3 separate regions of the Homo sapiens genome follow, and regions 1 and 2 are each linked to region 3. A link is an interaction called in ENCODE POLR2A ChIA-PET data of the cell type or tissue named here. Cell type or tissue: OCI-LY7. All regions are shown on one strand.

What was found. Peaks named below come from ENCODE experiments on the same cell type or tissue, not always from the same donor. Only the 100,000 strongest peaks of a DNase experiment are listed, where the experiment ranks them.
Region 1: POLR2A ChIA-PET joins it to region 3 with 12 read pairs; 2 of 35 experiments call an interaction of 5 or more read pairs at or near these places.
Region 2: POLR2A ChIA-PET joins it to region 3 with 10 read pairs; 3 of 35 experiments call an interaction of 5 or more read pairs at or near these places.

The regions. Positions count from the first base shown.
Region 1 is chr3:142,114,725-142,122,724 of GRCh38, reverse strand. All of the region lies in intron 1 of TFDP2 (transcription factor Dp-2), which reads left to right. Among named protein-coding and RNA genes, the nearest start is that of TFDP2, 31 kb to the left of the region's middle. In OCI-LY7, no CTCF peak of the experiment used is centred here; no DNase peak of the experiment used is centred here; H3K27ac peaks cover 888 bases.
Region 2 is chr3:142,091,521-142,099,520 of GRCh38, reverse strand. TFDP2 (transcription factor Dp-2) reads left to right here. Exons shown (of 13, transcript NM_001178139.2): 3 at 6,394-6,460. Among named protein-coding and RNA genes, the nearest start is that of TFDP2, 54 kb to the left of the region's middle. In OCI-LY7, no CTCF peak of the experiment used is centred here; DNase peaks (open chromatin) are centred at 360 and 3,480; H3K4me3 peaks cover 2,442 bases; H3K27ac peaks cover 7,975 bases.
Region 3 is chr3:142,023,782-142,031,781 of GRCh38, reverse strand. The region is part of intron 3 of TFDP2 (transcription factor Dp-2); the gene reads left to right. Among named protein-coding and RNA genes, the nearest start is that of TFDP2, 120 kb to the left of the region's middle. RefSeq lists enhancers at 2,449-2,498, 2,905-3,406 and a silencer at 3,793-3,842. In OCI-LY7, no CTCF peak of the experiment used is centred here; DNase peaks (open chromatin) are centred at 2,541, 3,121, 3,871 and 4,351; H3K4me3 peaks cover 5,104 bases; H3K27ac peaks cover 5,923 bases.

The DNA.
Region 1 (8,000 bases), 91 kb before region 3:
CAAGGTTATGCTTCCTCCCAGAGGTGTCCCTGTGGCCAGTAACTGTGTGTTGCTTGGATATAAGATCCAACCTAACTTGTCTCTATTTGGGACAACTCCAAAGGGCTCTGGAGCTCCATGTTGTATCAGCTGAGGCCCCATTTGCAATATCATTGGTTCAATTTCTTCCCTAAGTCCAATCCTGCTGCCTTCACTTGTTATAGGTATATCTCCCCAGAGCACTTCCCAGGAAACTTTCTGCATGATAGTCTCCCTCTCAGAATCTGTTTTGGAGGAATGATTCTAACACAGTTGGTATTGGAAGTGATCCTAGGTAGCAGACTAAATTTTAGAGATAGGTTTCTAAATTTTAGAGATAGGGATTTTAGAGATAGGTTTCTTGCTGGCTGGTTGGCAGTGAGGACCCCGTCTCTGGTGGTAGGTAGAGTACAGATAGTGTAAGTTTGCACTGAATTTATCGTTATGTGGGACCCAAGTGAGCAGGTAAACTTTTGATGCACTGTTATTTAAACTGGTATCTGTAGACCTGGTTATAATGTTATGGATTTTCTTGAGTTTAAGATACTCTGGTCTGTATTATTCTATTATGCCTTTTATTTATTTCATTTAAATCAGTGAGTTTTTAGTTCTTTGGGATCAAGGATCCTTTATGCTGACTTCCTACCAAAGTAGGGTTTAAGAGAATCCTCATAGTGTGTGAAGATCTCCACTGTTTTCTCGTTAACCAGAGGGAAAGTTGGCATGGTTGAACTTGTTCTCTGAGGTCTTAATAGACAGGTGGCTGTAACTGATAGGTGTTTTCTTTCCCCTTCTTTAGATTGCCTAGGTCAGACTAGAACCTCAGAAATGTCTACAATGAAGTTTTTTTTTTTTTAACTTCGTATTTTTAGTAGAGACAGGGTTTCTCTGTGTTGGTCAGGCTGGTCTCGAACTCCTGACCTCAGGTGTTCCGTCCGCCTCAGCATCCCAGAAGTGCTGGGATTACAGGTGTGAGCCTTTTTTAAACTTCATATCCTAATCATATGCTACTCCTTGAAAGAGTCTTCTAAACTGTATAGTCAATCTGTATAGCCTATGGAAGCACAAGGGAGGACCTCTTCTTTGCTCACCTGCTTACAAAAGAATTAGAAGCCACTTTAGCTGGTTTAATACAATAGTTGGATTGACCGTAAAGTGCTTAGGTTTCTGTGTTAACTCTTCTAGTTTGATGGCATTTTCATCTCATAGTTCTTAATTCTGTAATTTTAACTAATTATCTCTATTACTAATTTAACTCGAGTTAGAACCTGATTCCCACCCTTTAGCTGAATTAGAAGCTGTTCCTTTGTGCTTCCATAGTGCCCCGAATATCTGTCTAGTGTCGTAGTATTTTAGCATGTTATACTGTATGCATTTGTCTTGCTCATTTGTTTGTGAACTTCTTGAAGGGTGGGACTCCGTTATGTCTCTTGGGTAGAGCACAATGCTGGGTACATGATGGGCATTGACTAAATGTTTGTTGAATAAATAAATAGCCTGACTCTCATTAGTCCCCATCACCCCTCAGTTGCTGGTTAAAACTTCTGACTTTTTAAAAATTCATTCAATGTGAGTCTTTCACAAATCTCCCTGGTGAATATCCATACCTTAAAGCTGGCACACACACGTCTAGTTCTTTTCTCTGTCATCATAAACTATTGCTGTCTCCTGCTTGCAGCTGCCTCTTTCATTGAGTTCCCAATATCTGCAGATGGCTCTGTCTGATGAGCTCATGGGAGAATTTAATTTTCCGTTCTACAATCCAAATAAATTAGTCTGCTATAACCCCAGAGCTGCTGGTAAAGCAGTCGTTGCAGCTTTAGAATTCTGATGCCAAAAAGGGGTTATATGCACAGTGAATGAATAGTGCCATGGGGTTATGAACAGTGGTTGTTCCCATCACTGCAGCTGCTTGGGTGAGGCATCAGAAACCCCTTCAAGTGTACTACTGCTACAGTTAGCTATAAAGGTTTTCCCAGCACCTTCAGCTGCCATGGTCTCCACCTCAGTTCTCTTTACATCTTATTAGTAAAATATCTTAGGAAAAAGCTATAAGCAAAGATACTGTGTAATAGCTATATGGAGAGTTTGACAAACATGCTGGATAGTTGCTTACAACATTTCAGTCACCTGATTCTATTACTAATAAAATATTTTTTACTGATGACTTGGCTGGTAAATGGCATGTTTATCTAATTTATGGGTTCATGCTTATTACTAATGATTGCATCCCTTGATGTGAATCTTTCAGTTTTTCTTGTTCATGTTAGAATAATTGCATTTATCTGTTAAGAAAACGTAACACTATATCATTGATATGTTTTCTTTCTTTTTTTCTTTTTTTTGAGACGTAGTCTGGCTCTGTCGCCCAGGTTGGAGTGCAGTGGCGCGATCTTGGCTCACTGCAAGCTCCACCTCTCGGGTTCACGCCATTCTTCTGCCTCAGCCTCTGGAGTAGCTGGGACTACAGGCGCCCACCACCAAGCCCAGCTAATTTTTTGTATTTTTAGTAGAGACAGGATTTCACCCTGTTGGCCAGGATGGTCTTGATCTCCTGACCTTGTGATCTGCCCGTCTCGGCCTCCCAAAGTGCTGAGATTACAGGCATGAGCCACCACGCCCAGCCTTCTTTTTTCTTTTCTTTTCTTTTTTTCTTTTCGATGGAGTCTTGCTCTGTCGCCCAGGCTGGAGTGCAATGGTGCAATCTCGGCTCACTGCAACCTCCGCCTGCCGGGTTCAAACAATTCTCCTGCCTCAGCCTCCCGAGTAGCTGGGACTACAGGCGCGCACCACCATGCCCAGCTAATTTTTTGTATTTTTAGTAGAGACAGGGTTTCACCATGCTGGCCAGGCTTGTCTTGAACTCCTGACCTCGTGATCCGCCTGCCTTGGCCTCCCAAAATGCTGGGATTACAGGCGTGAGCCGCTGCACCCGGTCTCTTTTTCTTGTTTTAGAGACAGGGTGTTGCTATATTGCCCAGGTTGGAGCACAGTGACTGTTCACAGGCAAAATCATTGTGTAGTACAGCCTCAAACTCCTGGGCTGTAATGATCCTCCCATCTCAGCCTCCCAAGTAGCTGGGACTACAGGTGTGTGCCACCACACCCAGCTACTTTAATATATTTTCTATGTTGATCAAATGGTAATTCTATATTTAATTTTTGTAGGAATTGCCATTCTATTTTCCACAGCAGTCAAACTGTTTTTTGATGGCCTTGAAACTCTAAGGACAGCTTGGCAGGATATAATATCTTTGGTTTACATTTTTTTCCCTTAAGTTTCTTGAAAGTGCTGTTCTACTGTTGTCTTGCTTTGTATGTTATTTTTGAGAAATACAATGTTAGTCTAATTCCTTTGCTTTTGTAAATAATTTATCTTTTTGCTCGGATACACTGAGAGTTTTTTCTTTAAATAATTTTATAAGGATATGTGTGAGAGTTGATCATTCTGAGTCAGTTTTCTCAAATATCTGGTAGGATCTTTCATTGTATAGATTCAAGTATTTTATTTCTGGAATGTTTTCTTGGAATGTACTTTTTTTTTTTGAAACAGTGTCTTGCTCTTTCACCCAGTCTGGAGTACAGTGGCGCAATCTTGGCTCACTGCAACCTCTACCTTCTGGGTTCAAGCTGTTCTCATGCCTCAGCCACCCAGGTAGCTGGGATTACAGGCGCCTGCCACTACACCCAGTTAGTTTTTTTGTATTTTTAGTGGAGATGGGTTTCACCATGTTGGTCAGCTGGTGTCAAACTCCTGGCCTCAAGTGATCCACCTGTCTCGACCTCCCAAAGTGTTGGGATTACAGGCGTGAGCCACTGCACCCAGCCAGAATGTACTTTTAATATTAGTTCTGTTCCATTGTTTTGATTTTTTTAATTAGGGACACCAGTAATACTAATGTTCAACCTCCTTTGCCTATCATTCATTTCAATCAATTTCTCTCTGTTTTTTTTAAAATTTTATTTTCTTCATTATTTTCTTGCTCTTTGTTCAGTGTCTTTTATTAAGTTTTCGTTCAGTCTGTTCTTTCTACATACCTTATAATTTAGTTTTTATTTTTGGTTCAATGCCAAAGTAAAGCAAAATAAAAAATAATTTAATAATTTAACTTTCATTTCTTATATGATGTTCCTTTTGTTTGTTTCTTTCTATTTCTTTAATCAGCTCTTACTCATTTCTTTCTGTTTTTGTCCATTTTGGTACTTAGTTTTTGTACTTCCGATTCAAGGTCTTCTTCATATCCTCAAATTCTTGTTTAAAATATTTAATCCAGTTCAGAGGATTGTGTTACAGTTGTTTTTCAACCTCACGGTTTGTTTTTATGGAGAAAATCATCAGCAGAAAAGCTTTTGTTTGTATTTTCTGACTTTGCAGTACATTTGTATGCATATGGTCTGCTTGTTTGTTTTTAATCATTTTGTGGACAGAGTTCCTAATTTGAGAGTGCTTCTTCTGCCAGTGTGCTCTCTTTTGTGAAGGTTCTTTTCTGAATTTGTAGTGATGATGGTAAGAAAAGGGGGAGAGGAAGAGTTGTTCCTTGATTCTATTAATATTTTGTTTCTGCAAGCTCTTTAATCCTCCCCCCAGCCCCTTGCCTTTTCTTCTTTTGAGACAAGGTCTCACTCTGTCACCCAGGCTGGAGTGCAGTGGTGCGATCTCACCTCACTGCAACCTCCGCCTCCCGGGTTCAAGGGATTCTTTTGCCTCAGCCTCCCGAGTAGCTGGGATTACAGGCGCATGCCACCACACCCGGCTAATTTCTGTATATTTTTGTAGAGACGGGGTTTCACCATGTTGGCCAGGCTGGTCTCGAACTCCTGACCTCAAGTGATCCACCTCCCTCAGCCTCCCAAAGTGCTGGGATTACAGGCGTGAGCCACTGTGCCTGGCCTAATTTCCTCCTCTTATCGCCTGTTTTTTTCATTCATTACCTTGTTTACAAGAGAAAGCGCTTCTTTATATATGTATACCTGGTTCTCCCCCAGAAGCACTGTTTCTAGGAGGCTGCTGCTTCTGGTCCAGAAGTTTCTAGACACAAGACACACTTCACCAGGTCTATTAGCTATCAAGTCCTAACCTCCTAACCTCTGTTTAGCATTTTTGTATTTATTGTTTAACTCTCTTTCTGGGGCTGGTTTTGTCTGTGCTTTTTGCAAATCCCCTTTGCCCCTCTGCTCTTTCTCACAGAGTCTTTTTCACCTCCCTTCACTCTCCCTATACATCCACAGGCTTGCAGAGGTAAGGAAGTGGGGTTTCTTTTGCTATTTGCTGCTTTTTTTTTTTTTCTGCTTGACTTATAGGTAATTTGAAGGTTGCTGTGTTTTCTGTCTCCTAGCAGTGCTAATGTTGATGGCCTAGATCCTTTGTGGGTTTTAAAAATTCTTGTGGTTTATTTTATGTTTGTTCAGGGAAGGTGAGGAGGAGAATTGGAGTCAGATTACCTCCATTGTTCTACAAACCTGGAAAGGTTCAAAAATCTTTTTCGGGCCGGGTGCAGTGGCTCATGCCTGTAATCCCAGCAATTTGGGAGGTGGAGGCGGGCAGATCACTTGAGGTCAGGAGTTCGAGACCAGCTTGGCTAACATGGTGCAACCTCGTCTCTACTAAAAATACCAAATTAGCCAGGGGTGGTGGTGCACACCTGTAATCCCAGCTACTTGGGAGGCTGAGGCAGGAGAATCGCTTGAGCTTGTGAGGCTAAGGTTGCAGTGAGCCAAGATCACACCATCGCACTCCAGCCTGGGCAACAGAACGAGACTCTGTCTCAAAAAAAAAATCCTTTTCCAGATGACTAATTTTACACCTGAAAAATCCAAGAGTCAACTGAACTTACAGTAAAATTACTTTAAGCAGTAAAAGAATTAAGTTGTGTAATGGAATATAAAATTAGTAAAAAGAAAAACGTAACTTATATGCATACAGCTAGGAAAATATAATGGAGAACCCCATAAGTTACAGGAACAACAGCAAAAAGGAAACAGAGAAAAAACTCAAAACCAAAAAATAAAATACCTAGGTGTAACTATAATAGTGTGCAAAACCCATTGTGTTACTTTCCTAGGACCACCATAACAAAATGCCACAAACTGGGTGGCTTAAAACAACAGAAACTTATTTCCTACAGTTCTGTATGCTGCAAGTCTGCAATCAATTTGTCAGCAGGGCCGTGCTCCCTGTAAAGCCTCTAGGAGAGGATCCTTTATTGCTTCTTCCAGTTTCTGGTAGCCCTGGGCATTCCTTGGCTGTGGCCACATAATTCCAATCTCTGCCTCTGTCTAGGAAACTGCCTTCTTCCCTCTGTCTGCATCTCTTGTTTCTTTTTTCCTCTTAAGAGAATACCAGTGGCTGGACTCTGGCTCACACCTGTGATCCCAGCACTTTGGAAGGCTGAGTTGGGAGGATCACTTGAGGACAGGAGTTCAAGACCAGCCTCGGCTACATAGTGAGACTCTATCTCTACCAAAAATTTTAAAAATTAGCCCAGTGTTAGGGTATATGCCTGTATACCCAGCTACTTGGGAGTTAAGGCGGGAGGATTGCTTGAGCCCAGGAGTTTGAAGTTGCAATGAGCTGTGATTGCACCACTGCATTCCAGCCTGGGTGACAGAGCAAGACCCTGTCTCAAGAAAAAAAAAAAAAAAGTTGCAAAATGAATACAGAGAAATCCCATTTACCCGTAGCCCAACTTCCCCCAAGTGGTAACATCTTATGTAATTGTAGTACATTGGCCAAATCAGGAAATTGACATTGGTACAATATAATTGACTGGACTACAGATCCTACTTGGATTTCACTAGTTTTTGCATGTGCCCATTTTTTGGTGTGTCTTTGTGTATAGTTCTGTGACATGTTATTAGATGTATAGATTCGTATAGCCACCACCACAATCAAGATACAAAACTGTTCTGTTACTGCAAGAAGGTAGCACTATTGTAACATTTAACAGCAATAGTAAATCTATCATTGTTAAATGAAAAAAACAACATCATAGTATGATACTATTGAACAAGACTAAAATTTAAAAAGACTAAAAACAACAAAAGTGTATTTCTCTACATGCAGGTACTTATATGAAAATGCATGGAATGGGCCGGGCGCGGTGGCTCACGCCTGTAATCCCAGTACTTTGGGAGGCCGAGGCCGGCGGATCACGAGGTCAGGAGATCGAGACCATCCTGGCTAACACGGTGAAACCCCGTCTCTACTAAAAATACAAAAAATTAGCCAGGTGCAGTCGTGGGCGCCTGTAGTCCCAGCTACTCAGGAGGCTGAGGCAGGAGAATGGCGTGAATCCGGGAGGTGGAGCTTGCAGTGAGCCGAGATCGCGCCACTGCACTCCAGCCTGAGCGAGAGAGCGGGACTCTGTCTCAGAAAAAAAAAAAAAAAAAAAGAAAATGCGTGGAATGAGCTCTGTGCAAGGATATTTACCAAACTGATAACAATGAAGTTTAGAAATGATATTTGAGGTGTTCAGATGCGGAGATTTTCTTTATCTGTATGGACTTTTTAATAACCAGAATGTTTTCATGTATCTATAATTTAAATGTTTTTAAAAGAATATATATAAGAACACAAATATAAATGTCAGTGAATTCTGTTAATGGTATTCATCTGCTAGTTAGAATTGTAGTGGAAGTGGAGGGGCAGGAATTAAGGAAGACTTGCTTTGTATTGTATTTTCTTCTGCACTGTTGAGTTTTTTTTTCTTATGAGCATATATAATTTTTTTATTGAAAGAATTTTTTTATGGAAGGCTTTATAGGACATCTTGAAAACTGGCAGTAACAGAATAATGTATATGACTTGCTTATGTACATTTTCCTATATATACCTTTACATTTAAATATACATCTATGCATATACATGTACCTGAAAGTGTCTGTACAAATATCATTAGGTTCTTATCTTTCAATAGTAAGATTTAGAGTAATTTTTATTTTCTTCTTTGTGCTCTTCTATAGCTTTGGATTATTTTGTAGTG
Region 2 (8,000 bases), 68 kb before region 3:
CATGTTGGTCAGGCTGGTCTCAAACTCCCGACCTCAGGTAATCTGCCTGCCTCAGCCTCCCAAAGTGCTGGGATTATAAGTGTGAGCCACCGCGCCTGGCCCGGGTCATTTCATATTAAAATCATTGTAAAGCAATGGGACTACATGTGATCATATAGTGAGTGCATGGATAGCAAATATATAAGGACCAAGGTCTGAGCACAGGGATTCTCCAACAAAAAGGTGGAAAGCAAGAGAAGCCATAAAGGACACTCAAAGAATGGGCAAAGACAGGAAGAAAAGAGTTATCCTGATGATCTGGAGGCCCAGGTGAAGAAAGTGTTTCAAGGGGAAGTGATCAATTGTGTCACATGTTACTGAGAAGTGACTCACAAACACAGAAGAGATTGTAGATAGGGAAGAGATTGCCCTCTTACAGAGGCATTACTAACCATGTATTCAAATATGTACATTTTAAATTTTCTCATTTTACATGTCTCTGATGACAACAGTTTTTTTGTGAAGAGTTACTTTTGTCTTATCCATGCTTTATTAGGTCTCTTATAGTTGCAAATGATCGAAACCCTATCAAAACAGCTTAACACAAAAAGTGGAATGTATTGACTTATATAATTGAAAAGTCTAGAGGCTGCTTCAAACACATCTAGATTCCAGGGATCAAACGATGATGTCAGGGGTCTGTCTTCTTCCATCTTTAGGCCTTCTGTATGGTGGCATAATGGCTTGCATTGGCCTCATAATACTTGTCTCAGAAGGAGAGAGAGAACTTTTGTGTTTTAAAGAGATGGAGTCTGGCTATGTTGCCCAGGCTGGTCTCAAACCCCTGACTTCAAGGGATCTGCCTGACTTGGCCTCCCATAGTGCTAGGATTACAGGTGTGAGCCACTGCACCTGGCCCCTTTTTAGTATTTATGTTTCAAAATCTACGGAGAAGTTTGAGTTGACCTTGCTTAAACTCCGTGGAGATGGAAGTGGGATACGGTAAGTGGCCAGGCTTTGAGTCATGAGCCCACTTTGAGCCTCTAAGATTAATTGTCTTACTAGAACTACATGAGATGTAGGATTGATCACTTTGCAAAAGGAAGAGGTGAGGAGCTGGCAACATATTTATTGTATCTGGGGTGAAATTGCTATCAAATAGTATCTAGTATCCAGTAATATTTTTCTAGACCAAAAATGCAGTTGTGTTCTAATTTAAGCAATAATACAGTAAATAATTTGAAATATAATTTTTGAGGGTTTTTTTTTTTTGCCTTGTCAATGAATCTTTAAGAAAAACATGTAGGCTGTAATACTCATTATGGAAAAATTAGAAAATACAGATAAAGAAAAGAAAAAATAGCCTAGAGACTGTCAGCAAAATTTTGCTTAGGAAGATATCTGATTTGTATACAAATTTGTATATGTAGCAATCAAAATGTATAGACATTGGCCCAGCGCGATGGCTCACGCCTGTAATCCGAGCACTTTGGGAGGCCAAGGCAGGCGATACTTGAGGTCAGGAGTTCGAGACCAGCCTGGCCAACATGGTAAAACCCCATCTCTACTAAAAATACAAAAATTAGCTGGGTGTGGTGGCAGTGTGCCTGTAATCCCAGCTACTTGGGCCAGAGGGGCTGAGGCAAGATAATCACTTGAACCTGGGAGGCAGAGGTTGCAGTGAGCCGAGATCGTGCCACTACACTCTAGCCTGGGCAATAGGGACTATAAATTGCTGGGTTTATGGACATGAGCCACCGTGCCTGGCTACTATTTAATTTCTGTGATGAATGCATTTTCTTATCTTGATATCTCTGGAACATCATTTTAAGTGTCTATTTTAGTTTAGTTTAGTTTGGGACAGGGTCTTGCTCTGTTGCCCCGGCTGGAGTGCAGTGGCATGATCATGGCTCACTGCAGCCTCCACCTCCTGGGCTCAAGCGATGCTCCCACCTCAGCCTCTCCAGTAGCGGAACTACAGGCACCTTGCCCACTTAATTTCTTCTTTTCTTTGTAGGGACAGGATCTCACTATGTTCCTTAAGGCTGGTCTCAAACTCTTGGGCTCAAGCAATCTTCCTGCCTTAGCCTCCCTAGGTGCTCCTATTACAGGCATGAGCCATGGTGCCTGGCCTAAGTGGCTATTTTATGTTATTTATTGTATGGATATTACACCAGTTTCCTAATATTGACCATTAAGTTACTTCTGCTTTTTTCCTTTTTGGAACATTTTGTCTGTTTTTGCTCACTCATCATATTATCTCCAGAAGAAAAATTCTATGAAATTACTGAGCCAAAGTGTGTATAATTTTTTAGAGCTTTTGATTCATATTGCTAAGATTGCACAGATTTATATATATACTTGTGGTATATGAAAGTGACATTTCTTTTTATATGTTTATAAATCTTTGCCAATTTAATCAGCAAAAAATGGTGTGCAATTTATTACATTTCTCTGATTACTAGTTAAGTAAACTAACATTCTGTATGTTTATTGGTCATTTGCATTTCTCTTTTGCATATGGTCTGTGTCAGGGTTGAAGTGTTGGAAGCCATTGCCATTTGGATGACAACCCACACTTAAATATTGCTTTGGCATATTAATAGATATATTTTTGCCAAATTAACAGATAAATTTACATAATCATTTGACTCGATCCTATGAGCTCTTTAGTTTGTCTTGCACATACGTTCTATCATTCCCATTTTGTAGTGACCGTTCCACGATCACCTTGCCTGTGAAAGGTAGAGCTTAACTGAGCACAGATGATCTTACTCTGAACATTTCAGTAATGTTATGTCAGTCAGAAATGTTGAATATCAATGAAATTACAATATTATTAGTCAATATGATCTGATTCTTAAAAATTGAACTTAAATACTTTGAATTCAGTAAACGCATAGTGACTGGTTATATAGTACACAACACAGCATTGGAATACCCACTATAGTAACCATTTTATATATATGTATCTTATAACATCATGTTTTATACCTTAAATACAGACAATACAATTTATTTTTAAAAATTGAGAAAAAAGAGAGGAATACTCAGCATATTTTCCTCAGGACATGATTAGGCAAAGAATTTAACATGAAATATGAGTTCACTTTTTTCTCTTGTTCATTGAAAGATAAGTCCTTTTTAAATAGGTAGAATAAGGGAAGAATGGCTAATATTTTAGGATGCTTTCGCTAGCCAACTTTTTCTACTCTCAAATAATACAGTTTTTTTGAATCTTTACAAAATGTTTATGATAGTAGAAATTAATACATATTTTGAAGTTTTAATTAAATATATTTTGGTTTTATATATAAGCTTTAAATACAAACACCTCCCCTCCATCTATGAGACTAAGATTAGCATGCAGTATGGACTCACAATTGACTTTTATCTTTTTGGAGTACAATTTGTTGGTTCTTAAGATGCAGGTGTACAGCTGCTTAAAAAGTTTCCACATTCGTTGGCTGTTTTACTCTGCAGAAGTTGGATATTAAGAGCAGGTGTTTAAGCATAACGGTAACCCAGTAACTGAACTCTCTATTATGAATATGTGGTTTTAGTTGAGGTTTTTGAGGTTTAGTTGAGGTTGTATAATAACAAAAAGGTATAAACTGATCCTTTTGAAGTTATTATAATACATGTATTTAAATGGTTATATTGTATCAAGCATGGAATTTATTAAAGGCTGTCTTTGCCTTCTTTGCTTTCTTTTTAAAGTAGAACACCAACAAGTTTTGCCTCTGTCATCTTCCTATAGCAGAAGAGTTTAAAAAGGAGGGGGGAGTTATTAGTAATGGCACAATAAACTCTTCAACAAATCAACAAGTTGGATATTTAACATTATTTGTGAGCAACTGAAGAGCCATAACATATAGTTATTTGTTGCAAATTTTGTTGGAAAGTATTGTCTTTATTTCTAACTGAAAAGTGATAAGAAGCTGGACAAAGTTAAGTATCTGCACTATTATCTACATAGAATTAAGAGGCCATTTTCTAGATGACTTAGTCTCAGCTACTGTCATAAAAATTTGATGATGATAGATTCTAGAGATTTGCATCAAAATCACTTGTTAGGATATGAAAAATATGTAAAAATATTACTGCTAACATACTTCTTGACAGAAAGAAACAGCTATTAGTAGAGCATTTGAATTCTTAGTAGAGCATTGAATTATCAAATAATGAAATAATTAGCTCTTACATTGATATTATAAACTATCAAATAATTGCTTATGAAAAATATAAATACAGCCAGGCGTGGTGGCTCACGCCTGTAATCCCAGTACTTTGGGAGGCCAAGACGGGTGGATCACTTGAGGACAGGAGTTTGAGACCAGCCTGACCAACATGGTGAAACCCTGTCTCTACTGAAAATACATAATTAGCTGGGCGTGGTGGTGGACGCCTGTAATCCCAGCTACTTGGGAGGTTGAGGCAGGAGAATTGCTTGAACCCGGGACGCAGAGGTTACAGTAAGCCGAGATTGTGCCACTGCACTCCAGCCTGAGCAACAAAAACGAAACTCCATCTGAAAAAAAAAAGAAGAAGAAAAATATAAGTAGTCAGTGTTTAGAACAATAAGTGGATAGTTATAAAGTTATAAAGCTTTGTGTGCTTTAAAATCTTTTCAGATTGCTGGAGATCTGATGTGCTGCACAGTGATGATAATTAATAGTACTGTATTGTGTGCTTGTAATTTGCTAAAAGGATAGATCTTAAATTGAATCTTCGCAACACACATATACACAATAATAGCTATATAGAGGTAATGGATATGTCAGCTTGACTGTGGTGATCATTTTACAATGTATACATATATCAAAACATCAAGATGTACACCTTAAGTGTATGCCATTTTTATATATCAATGATATCTCAGTAAAGGGGTTAAAAAATCCTTTCCATGTGGTAGTGTCTTGAAAGTATAGTTTGAGGGCTGGGCGTGGTGACTGATGCCTGTAATCCCAGCACTTTGGGAAGCTACGGTGGGCAGATCACTTGAGGTCAGGAGTTCGAGACCAGCCTGGCCAACATGGTGAAACCCCTTCTCTACTAAAAATACAAAAATTAGCTGGGCGTGGTGGCAGGTGCCTGTAATCCCAGCTACCTGGGAGGCTGAGGCAGGAGAATCACTTGAACCCGGGAGGCGGAGGTTGCAGTGAGCCAAGATGGTGCCATTGCACTCCAGCCTGGGCCACAAGAGTGAAACGCCATCTCAAAAAAAAAAAAAAAAGTACAGTTTGAGGTATCATACCACAAACTTGTGATGTTACAAGTTAGTGTAATGTAACAAAATTGTAATGTTTCAAGGTTACAAATCTTCAATGCTTACAAAAAGTATTTGATAGTAATAATAGAGCCAATTTTTGGATGTTTGCGTTCTGCCAAGTTTTCAAAAATTGAGGGTTTTTTTTCCTCCAGGCTTTGTAATATATTTCTGATATTCTGTTTGATGATATTCCTGTATTCAGCTCTGTGATGCCAAGTAGTGTAGTGGATATTACCTTAAATGAAATAAATTATCTAAAAGTGAATTCATAAATACTTGCTGTGGGTAGTCCCTCAAGTATAATACTGACAGTAACGTATGCTGACATGGATTGAGCAGTATGTGCCAAATCCTGTGCTATATGCTTTACATGAATTATCTCATTTAGTCTTTATAACAACCTGAATTGCTAAGTACTGGTATCACCCTCCAATTTACAGATGAGGAAATGCATGACTTGACCAAGGCCAAACCCCTAGTAGGCTTGATGGTCCAGAATATGAATCCAAGCAGTTGGACTTAAGGCCAATGTATTTTACTTCTGCATTGTGGTATTAATGGTCTTTATTTGATTCCTCACATGTCATAGTATTGAAAGCATTTTAGATAGTGATTAAGAATAGTACAAATTAAGGGCAACAGTGGGGATGGAATTTTGAAATATCTATTGGCAACTTCATGGCTGCCACATTACTTACTTGCTTTCAAAGAACTGTCAGTAAAATCTGTAAAATCTCAGTTCTGCTCATAAGTAATAGTATTTCATTAATTTTTATCTTAAGCTGGACAATTCATATTCCCCTCACCTTTTTTTTTTTTGAGACAGGGTCTCACTCTGTCATCCAGGCTGGAGTGCAGTGGCATGATCTCAGCTCACTGCAACACCTCTGCCTCCCAGGCTCAAGCAATCCTCCGACCTCAGCCTCCCAAGTAGTTGGGACTACAGGCAATATTCTTCCCCTTTTAAATAATATGTCAACATTTCATTTTAAAATAATACTCCTGTGGTTAATATAATTAATTCATTTGATGTGGCTATATATATTTGATATGGATGTCTGATGGAAGATATAAAATAGCTTGTTAAGTGAACACATACTACTTAATATTCTATTTTTAACTTTTTAAACGGTTTTATTCAGGTTGGTTTGACTTCCACAAATGCAGAAGTAAGAGGATTTATAGATCAGAATCTCAGTCCAACAAAAGGTAAGGATTATTGAATAAAATTTTTCTGAATTAAGTTAGTTTTATTGCATTTGTTTTGTAAAATATGCAGCTACATGAATTACTTTATGTATAATAATTTTATGATATTAGCACGTTGTTCCATGCCACATAACTTGTGCTGTATGAAAGTCATTTACCTCTGACAGACGGAGGATTTTTGTGTGTGATTTTTCTCTTTCCTAAGAGATCTCTAAGATCCCTTATCAATGATCTTATTACAATTGAAACTGTTCAGACCACTTTTTTCTTGATTTTCTTGTTTGACAATCCTACTTTCAAATGGTTTAAGTTGTAAGGAAGTACAGTAGAGAAAATACGTATATATGTGTTTTGTATATTTTATATACGTGTGTATGTGTGTATTTCTTTGACTAATATATGTCTTACTGGAAGAATGCTTATATCAGAAATCTGGCCCACTGGCTTGGTGCAGTGGCTCACACCTGTAATCCCAGCACTTTGGGAGGCCGAGGCAGAAGGATCACTTGAGCCCAGGAGTTTGAGACCAGCCTGGGTAACATAGTGAGACTCTGTCTTTACAAAAACTTAGCCGGGCATGGTGATGTGTACCTGTAGTCCCAGCTATTCAGGAGGCCAGTGTAGGAGGATTGCTTGAGCCTGGAAGGTTGAGGCTGCAGTGAGCCATAATCATGCCACTGTACTCCAGCCTGGGTGACAGAATGAGACCTTGTCTCAAAAGAAAAAAAAGTATTCTGACCCACCAGTACAAGAACTTACACAGGAACCAGCAGTATCTTTCAATATGTCTCTTTGAACAATATCTTGTGGTATATAGAGATACATGCTGAAATGTCTACGGATGAAATTATATGATGTCTGGAATTGGCTTCAAAATAATCCACTAGGAGAAGGAGGGTAAAGTGGGTGGTATTATAGATAAAACAATATTGTCTTAAGTTGATTATTTGTTTAAGTTAGGTAATATTTCTGTGGGGTTTCATTATTCCTTTCCTTTCTCTTTTGTGTGTATTTGAAATTTTTCATTATAAACTGTAGGAAAAAGATCTATTACAATACAAATAGCTATGAGAGAAACATCAGCTTCCTTAAAGGGTTTATGTCTAAGGTGGGAGACGTACTCTAGAGCAGAGGTCCCCAATTCCCAGGCTGTGAGCTCATGGCCTGTTAGGAACCAGGCTGCATAGCAGAAGGTGAGCGGCCAGCAAGTGAGCATTAGATTCTCATAGGAGGGCGAACCCTATTGTGAACTGCACATGGGAGGGATCTGGGTTGTGCAGTCCTTTAGAGAATTTAATGCCTGATTATCTGAGGTGGAACAGTTTCATCCTGAAACCATCCATCTCTCTCCACCCCCATCCATGGAAAAATTGTCTTCCACGAAACTGGTCCCTGGTACCAAAAAAGGTTGGGGACCACTGTTCTAGAGAGCAGGCTAGAGACATCTATATTCCAATATAAAAATGTCTAGCTTATTTTATTTATTTTTTTTTTGGTGGCAGAGTCTCACTCTGTTGCCCAGGCTGGAGTGCAGTGGCAT
Region 3 (8,000 bases):
ATGGGCTTAATATTTGGGCAGATTGCCAATAAATGTCACAAACTCCAGTCCAAATAAATCAGTTTATAAACCTAGGAGAATGTCCAGCTACCTTTGGTGTTTTCCAGATAATCAGTAGTTGTAATTAATGATGTTTAAATGGATTTTCTACATAAGATTAAGGAGAAATTGTTTGACACAACCTATATAATCTGCATTTTTATCATCTGAGTGGGAAGTCTTATTACTTTCCCCACACTGTGTCATACACTTGCAGAAGAACATAAAAGGTAGTGATTATGCTACGTGCCAAGAAAGACATCAGAGCAGATTGAAGGGGTGTAGTATGAGTAAAGAATTTGAGACCAGAGAAAAGGCTCTGGAAAGGAAGGCAAGCATGGAGAAGGAAACTTGAAGGAATAGATTGGCTGAAGGTCAGATCTGTGGAGTAGACAGTAGGTAACAGGTCAATTTGTTGCCCAGCTCAGTGCCTGATACATAATAGGTGCTCAGTATTTATTGAAGGAAGGAATGGGAAAAGGAAAATTCATTCTGCAAGAACAGTAGAATCCTACTTTGGCCCCACCTTATTTTATTTGTCACTTGACCTCAGTTATCACATCTTTCTGACCTTGGGTTGCTGTTAGGTTTATTGTTAAAACATACACTAAATAGTTTATATTTTAACTTGTAATTGTTGTCTAGCTCTGGACAATTGGAGGGCCGGGGGGGTGCTCTCCTATTTAGAGAACACGGGAATACGCCGGGCGCGGTGGCTCACGCCTGTAATCCCAGCACTTTGGGAGGCCGAGGCGGGCGGATCACGAGGTCAGGAGATCGAGACCATCCCGGCTAAAACGGTGAAACCCTGTCTCTACTAAAAATACAAAAAATTAGCCGGGCGTAGTGGCGGGCGCCTGTAGTCCCAGCTACTTGGGAGGCTGAGGCAGGAGAATGGCGTGAACCCGGGAGGCGGAGCTTGCAGTGAGCCGAGATCGCGCCACTGCACTCCAGCCTGGGCGACAGAGCGAGACTCCGTCTCAAAAAAAAAAAAAAAAAAAGAGAACACGGGAATATACTTGAGTACTTGGATGTTTAATTTCCTTTTGTTTTAAGACTATAACAGAGTAGGTGTGACCATATCTAGCCCCTGAATATTCTGGCCTTGGGTGACACAGGTGAGCACTTCTAGCTGATCTGACAGGTTAAAGGTGTACACTTATTTTCTCTGTAAGAAGCGTCATCTGGTAAGATGATCAAGAATGGTGCAAAGCAGGATGGGGAGTTTAAAATTGTTTCCAAATGTGGGAATGTAAATGAATATAAACATGTAAGATTTTAATATACCAAACTGATCAGATTCTGTGTAATTTCCAAGTTTCTTTTTTCTTTCAAAACTCCTCTGAAATCTGACTGTCCACAAAAACTTACTTTATAGAATTTTATGTGATTTATTTACTCAGATATTATACTGACCTCACATCCAGTAGTGAAAACAGATTTTATTGTAGAATCTGGAAAGATAGAGGGCCATATAGGTTGTATTTTCAGTTTTGTTTATACTAACACGTGTTTACAACCCAGTTTAATTTACACCCTGTATTGTATTATTGTTGTCATATCTCTGTATGCATGTAAGTATAATATGTGTTGGCAAAGGAAAATTTTGAGTAAGAAGAAGCTCTCTGATCTATTTGATTCAATATGTATTTGAGTGTCTAACAGACACTGTTTTAGACACTGGTGATACAACACTGAACGGAGCACCAAATACTTTACAGCGTCTCCTGGAGCTGTTGTCAAGACATACTTTCCAAGGGGAATATTTCAGAATAGGTGATAACTAGTCAACGAAGGAAAAGTACCTTAGTCATCTAGGAGAGTTGTACTTAGAGTGAACTGAAATAAACTAAGCTCACGAAAGACAGAGATTTTTTGTTTGGCTTTTGTCTGTTGCATTCACTACTGTATCTCCAGGGCCCAAAATAGTGCTCGGCTCATAATAAGTATTCAGCAAATATATGTTGTTGATTGGAGTGTTTGTTTTGAATTTCTGTAATCAAACACATACCTTGGTAAATTATCTTTACATCTTGCTAGTTGAAAATTTTATCTCAGTTGCTTTGTTTTTAATGTTACCTTGCTTTTTGTTTCTACTTGTGCCATACATCAGGATGCTGGAAAAGCTTATTAATATTGACAGTCATATGGTTATCTGATATTGAAAAGAATAGATTTGGAAAGGAACCTAAGAGGTCATCTTTTGTTCAGCTTCCTGCCTAGGAAAACTAAGTAAGATGATTAGGTATGTATATTTAATTAGTCATTTAAAAAAAAACCAGGACAACATAATTGAGTTCCCTCTTGAGAAAATGGAGAAAGGTACTTAACCCTAGCTATAAAGGGACTAACCTGGAAATTTTAGAACTTCTGTGTGGGAAAGTGGAAAAAAAAAAAAAGCACAACTAAGCTGCTCTTTGTTGATATCAGAAATGGGCCTGTCATTCATTTTGGCATTGAAGCATAGCCTCCTATCTCGGGGCAGGACTGGGACATTTTTTTCCTCCCACAAGAGCTGGACAGTTATTACAGGTTCAAAAAGCCCCGACCAGTTTTTCAAGAGTTTCTCCTCCTCTTTTCCCCCTGAAACTCGTGGTGCTTTTGCTCTGCTTTCAAGATGCATTAAGTCTCCTGCTTTGTGACTGCTTTGGAGCCAGCAGATACTCTGATATGTATAATTCAAATTATGCAGGTTTCACGAGTAAGTTTAATCTTATTTTTTAAGTTAGTTAAAAGGCAAGTGATATTTAGAAAAATGTTAACTTGTAGTTATTTCACCCTTTTTACTTTAAGCATTTTTATTGCTTCTCGGCCTTTTGGCTAAGATCAAGTGTGTACTTTAAGCATTTTTTAAAATAAAAATATCCTTTTAATTTAATAAGAAAACAAGGTTCTACATAGAAAAGCCCCTTCATCTAAGACCTGCACTTTTCAATTTCTTTTGAGATGTCTTTGTTGTAAACAGTATTCATATGTCTTTTGAAAGCCAGTTAACTAAACAGTTTTCTTGAGCATCTTTTTAGTTTTACTGAGAAGTATTTTAAATTGAGCTTTTCTGAGCTCGATTGCTTACGTCTGACACAGTCTCAAGTTTCCACTGAATGGTAACAAAGACTGTAGAATGTTGTTGGTACTGCAGTGAGAGGCATGCTTCCTTAGACCAGGTAAGAGAGATCAGTTTGTTTCTCACTGCTGGGTGAGTTTTTACAGCTCTTATTTTATATTCTTTAAGCAGCAGCAATATTAAATTGATAAATAGCCAGGAGCACGCTGATTTCAAGACGTCCTTGCTTGTTGCAGACAGAAAAACTACAGGGTTATGTATGGGGGTTGGGGTGGGGGGGGAGGGGAAGAATTAGTTTATTACTCAGTTACTTATATAAATTAATTAAAATGTGAAAATAATTCTGGAGCTCAGTTTTCTTAATTCAGGAACTAAAGCAGCAGTTGAGGAAATCAGTAATTTTAAAGGTACTTCATGGTTATTACTTGTGAAAGCAATTCAAAGGATAGTTTTTACTTTCATTTTTTTCCCCAGTAGTTAATAAAATAAGCTTTGCCCTTAACTAAACATTTTTTCCACTTACGAAAACTTTTAAATTGCCAACAGCAAAATATACTTCCCAAGGATCCTTGGAAATCAACCTGACACTTGAAAAATATTTCAGCTTTTATAGCTGTTTCATTCCTTTTTTTCCCTAGTACATTTTTCTTAAAAGTATTTGTGCTTTGAAAATGTCAGCTGTATTCTAATGAAGCTTAGGCATTGTTTGCTCATAAAGGGGCCGGTGCATTCCACTGCTTTATGGTTTATTATGAGGCACAGTGTGAGAGTGTGGGTGGCACCATTTGGTGTCTGCCTCTTGGGGTAGTGACTGCCATTATGTTAGCCTTGGACTGGCAAAGAAAATATAGCATACAAGATGCTATATGAATCTGGATACTGTGAAGAAAATCTTACCCCTAAACAATTCTTAATGACCCCGGAATATATGACAACTTGATTGAATTGATCATTTCAATTATACCCTTGAAGTTTGCATTTTAGTTACAACGTATATTCTATTAGACACGTCTTATTTTTTGATATATAATAGCATTTAGTCATTCTTTGAAGTTCAATAAGGAAGTGAATGTTTCTAAACTATGATGTTTTTAATAGATACAGTGAAATTTTAAATAATACATTTACTTAAAAAAGTTTTAAGGAACTTAGTGTGGGTGGGGAGCGGGAGTGGGAGAGGGAGAGGGAGAGGGAGAGGAGGTCAGGCAGAGAGTCTTTCTTCTTTCAGTTAGGAAAGCCCTGGTGAAGAAAAAAAGCAACAGATGTTTCTTCTGTTACAATTGAGGTTGTTTCATTCAAAACTCAGAGTAGCTGGAATGGAGAGAGGAGGTCATAAATCTGATTTAATCAGTGAATAAATAAAATTTAGTCATTTAAAATTTATTATTTTATATTCAGGAATTGAAAGTCATAGAGTAACAAAATGAGTAACATACCCAATATTTAAAAAAAAACTTTAAATATTGCCTGTAGCCTGTATAATTAATGAAAATGTGAGAAAATTAATTCTGTTGAACTTCACTTAAGGAAAAAATTGATAATTAAATCATATAGACCATTTTTTTAAAGCCTAAGCCATCTAAAATATAGAGGAAACAGTTGCAAAAGTTTATCACTAGACAGTAGGTACAAAATCTCAAAATGAAAATAAAATGAGAAACATCAGTTACATATGTTGATAGATGATTTCATCTTCTGTGAGAAGCTGAGGCTTATTCCTAAGACCTTTGCATAAGAAATATGGGAGTAATATTTTGGGTTTAATTGAAATGATATGTTGCAGTTTGCCTCTAAAAAGAAAGATAATAAGCTTGGATTGGTTGCTAATGGAAAGAGGAGAATGTTTATCTGCTGAAAAGAGTAGGAATGAAGAGTGTGGAAGCATTATGCGTGTAATGAAAGCAGTCAAAATTTTGAAAAACAGTTTTTGAATTTTTGGAATTCATAATGAGGAAAGTGAAAACCTTTCCTTTTACAAGTAACACAAAGAAGTCCTATGCTGTTGTATAATGTGCGTGTATACACATTACAACTTTATTCATTTCTTAAGTTTGCTCTTGAAAAATCAGTGCTGAGCACCAGCTCTTTCACATATGAGGCACTTATTCAATATTTGCCATACCCTACACTGGAAAATTCGTAGTAATTTACAGTAGCCAATAAAGTTTTTGAGCTATAGTTTAAAATTTGCATATGGATTAATTATTATACAGTTTTCTAAATAATTGGCCTAAGGAGAGAGAAGGCTGGAAAAGATATCAACATTCAAGCAGATTATTAAAAATTCCTCTTGCTGTTAGCTAAGATCTGTGGGCTTACCTGAAGTTATTTTTTTGTTGTTTTTTTTTGTTGTTTTTTTGTTTTTTTGAGACGGAATCTCGCTGCAAGCTCTGCGTCCCAGGTTCACACCATTCACCTGCCTCAGCCTCCCCAGTAGCTGGGACTACAGGCGTCCACCACCACGCTCAGCTAATTTTTTGTATTTTTAGTAGAGATGGGGTTTCATCATGTTAGCCAGGATGGTCTCAATCTCCTGACCTCGTGATCTGCCCACCTCGGCCTGATGGTCTCGATCTCCCGACCTTGAGATCCGCCTACCTCGGCCTCCCAGAGTGCTGGGATTATGGGCGTGAGCCACTGCGCCGGCCAGAAGATTTTCTTTTCTTCAAATAATGATGACCAAATTTAGAGATTTTGAAGTTTGTTTGTTTTTTGAGATGGAGTTTCGCTCTTGTTGCCCAGGCTGGAGTGCAATGGTGTGATCTCGGCTCACTGCAACCTCTGCCTCCTGGGTTCAAGCGATTCTCCTTCCTCAGCCCCCCAAGTAGCTGGGATTACAGGCATGCGCCCACACGCCTGGCCTTTGAAGTTTATTGAATCATTATTTCAATTAAGATTCAGATTCTAAAACTTATCTATGTACATTTTGCTTATCTTAAGGAATAGCAACATGTAATGGTTGAGGTTTTTTCTCTCTAAAATAAGTAAAACAATTTACATGGACTTTAAAATGGATTTACAAACTATAGATTTGCCTAAAGAACTTTTTTTACAATTCTGATCAAAGAACAGAAATTTTGATGGAATAGACAGGCTTAAAAAAAAGTTGGTCACTCCACATGTAATACATAACTGTGACAGCATCATAGATTGTGATTATAAAAAATGTGTATCACTTACAATTATAAATGTAGACATGACAATAAGTTACTTAACAAGGAAAACAGTATCAGCAACAGCAACAAGGACATAGTTTGGACTCCTAGCCCTTCAAATTGAGAAATGAAGACCAAAATCAGTTGAATTATTTTAAGATGAATTCCCACTGCCTCTGTATGTGTAAATTATCTTGGAATTATTGAATGTGTGGTCAAATTATGGTTGAGAAGAGCACATTAGTTTTAGCATATATGGAGTATAGAACATAGAGAGTATAATTTTCTATATTATATTGTTGATTTATACTCTATGAGAAACCAAACCATTCAAGTTTGTTACCTGGAAATTGGTTGGGAGTGTCTGAAGGAAAAAACAAACAAAAACTTTCCTAATTCATCTGCCATTTAGAGGTAATTCCTTAATTGTCTTTAATTTCTAGTAAATACTTCCAGTCATAATCAATTTAAATATTAAATTAAATCTTTTTTTTTTTTTCTTTGAGACAGAGTCTCGCTGTTGTCGCCTGGGCTGGAGTGCAGTGGCACAATCTCAGCTCACTGTAACCTGTGCTTCCCGGGTTCAAGCAATTCTCCTGCCTCAGCCTCCCGAGTAGCTGAGATTACAGGCGCCCGCCACCAAACCCGGCTAATTTTTGTATTTTTAGTAGAAACGGGATTTCACCATGTTGGCCAGGCTGGTCTCGAACTCCTGACCTCAGGTGATCCTCTGGCCTCGACCTCCCAAAGTGCTGGGATTACAGGCATGAGCCATTGCACCCGGTCTTAAATTAAATATTTAAAATGTATACTGAAAGAAGACTTCAGGAGTACCTGAAGTTCTTGCTTTATGTATGAACTCTTTATCACAAAACTGAGGTCTTAGAGGAACCTGAGCCTTACCTATTTATTGTAACCCGATTCAGAATACCCAGAGAGGTCAATGATTTAGCCTTTTTTTTCTGCCTTATATATACATATGCAACTAGAAATAACAGCCACCTTGAAATTTCTCATCTCTGGAGTGGAGTAAGAGGGGAGATGTGCCTGATGCCTATATTTCTCTGAAGAGAAAACCTTTTACATTGTTGAGGAGCAGGTAGACCAGTATGAGTATGGTGCTTTGAGTATATTATGAATTAACTATGTTTTGTGAACTGATCCAGGAACCTGTCATGTAATTATGTTGTTTCTTTCTACCAAGTTTCAAGAAACCAATTTTCAAATGAATTTTTACATGGTAACTCTAAAGCTGGAGACTATCAACCGGGGACTTTGGTTTTGGCACTTTGCTCACTTGTAGTGAAAATTTGGCAACTCTTGGCAATTTCTCTGACAGAAAAATGAACAGACCACTAAGTGAGCACTTACTGTGTGCCAGGTAGACACAGTAGAACTTATTTATAAAAGTTCTCAAAAATCTTTTAATGGGCTGGGCATGGTGGCACATGCCTGTAATCCCAGCACCTGGAGAGGTAGGCAGATCACTTTAACTCAGGAGTTCAAGACCAGCCTGGGCACATGGCAAAATCCTGTCTCTACAAAAAATACAAAAATTAACTGGGCATGGTGGCACGCACCTGTGGTCCCAGCTACTCGGGAGAATGAGGTGGGAGGATCCCTTGAGCCCAGGTCAGGGCTGCAGTGAGTGGAGATCATGCCACTGCACTCCGGCCTAGGCAACAGAGCAAGACCCTGTCTCAAAAAAAATTTAAAAATCTTTAATGGATAAATTTTTAATA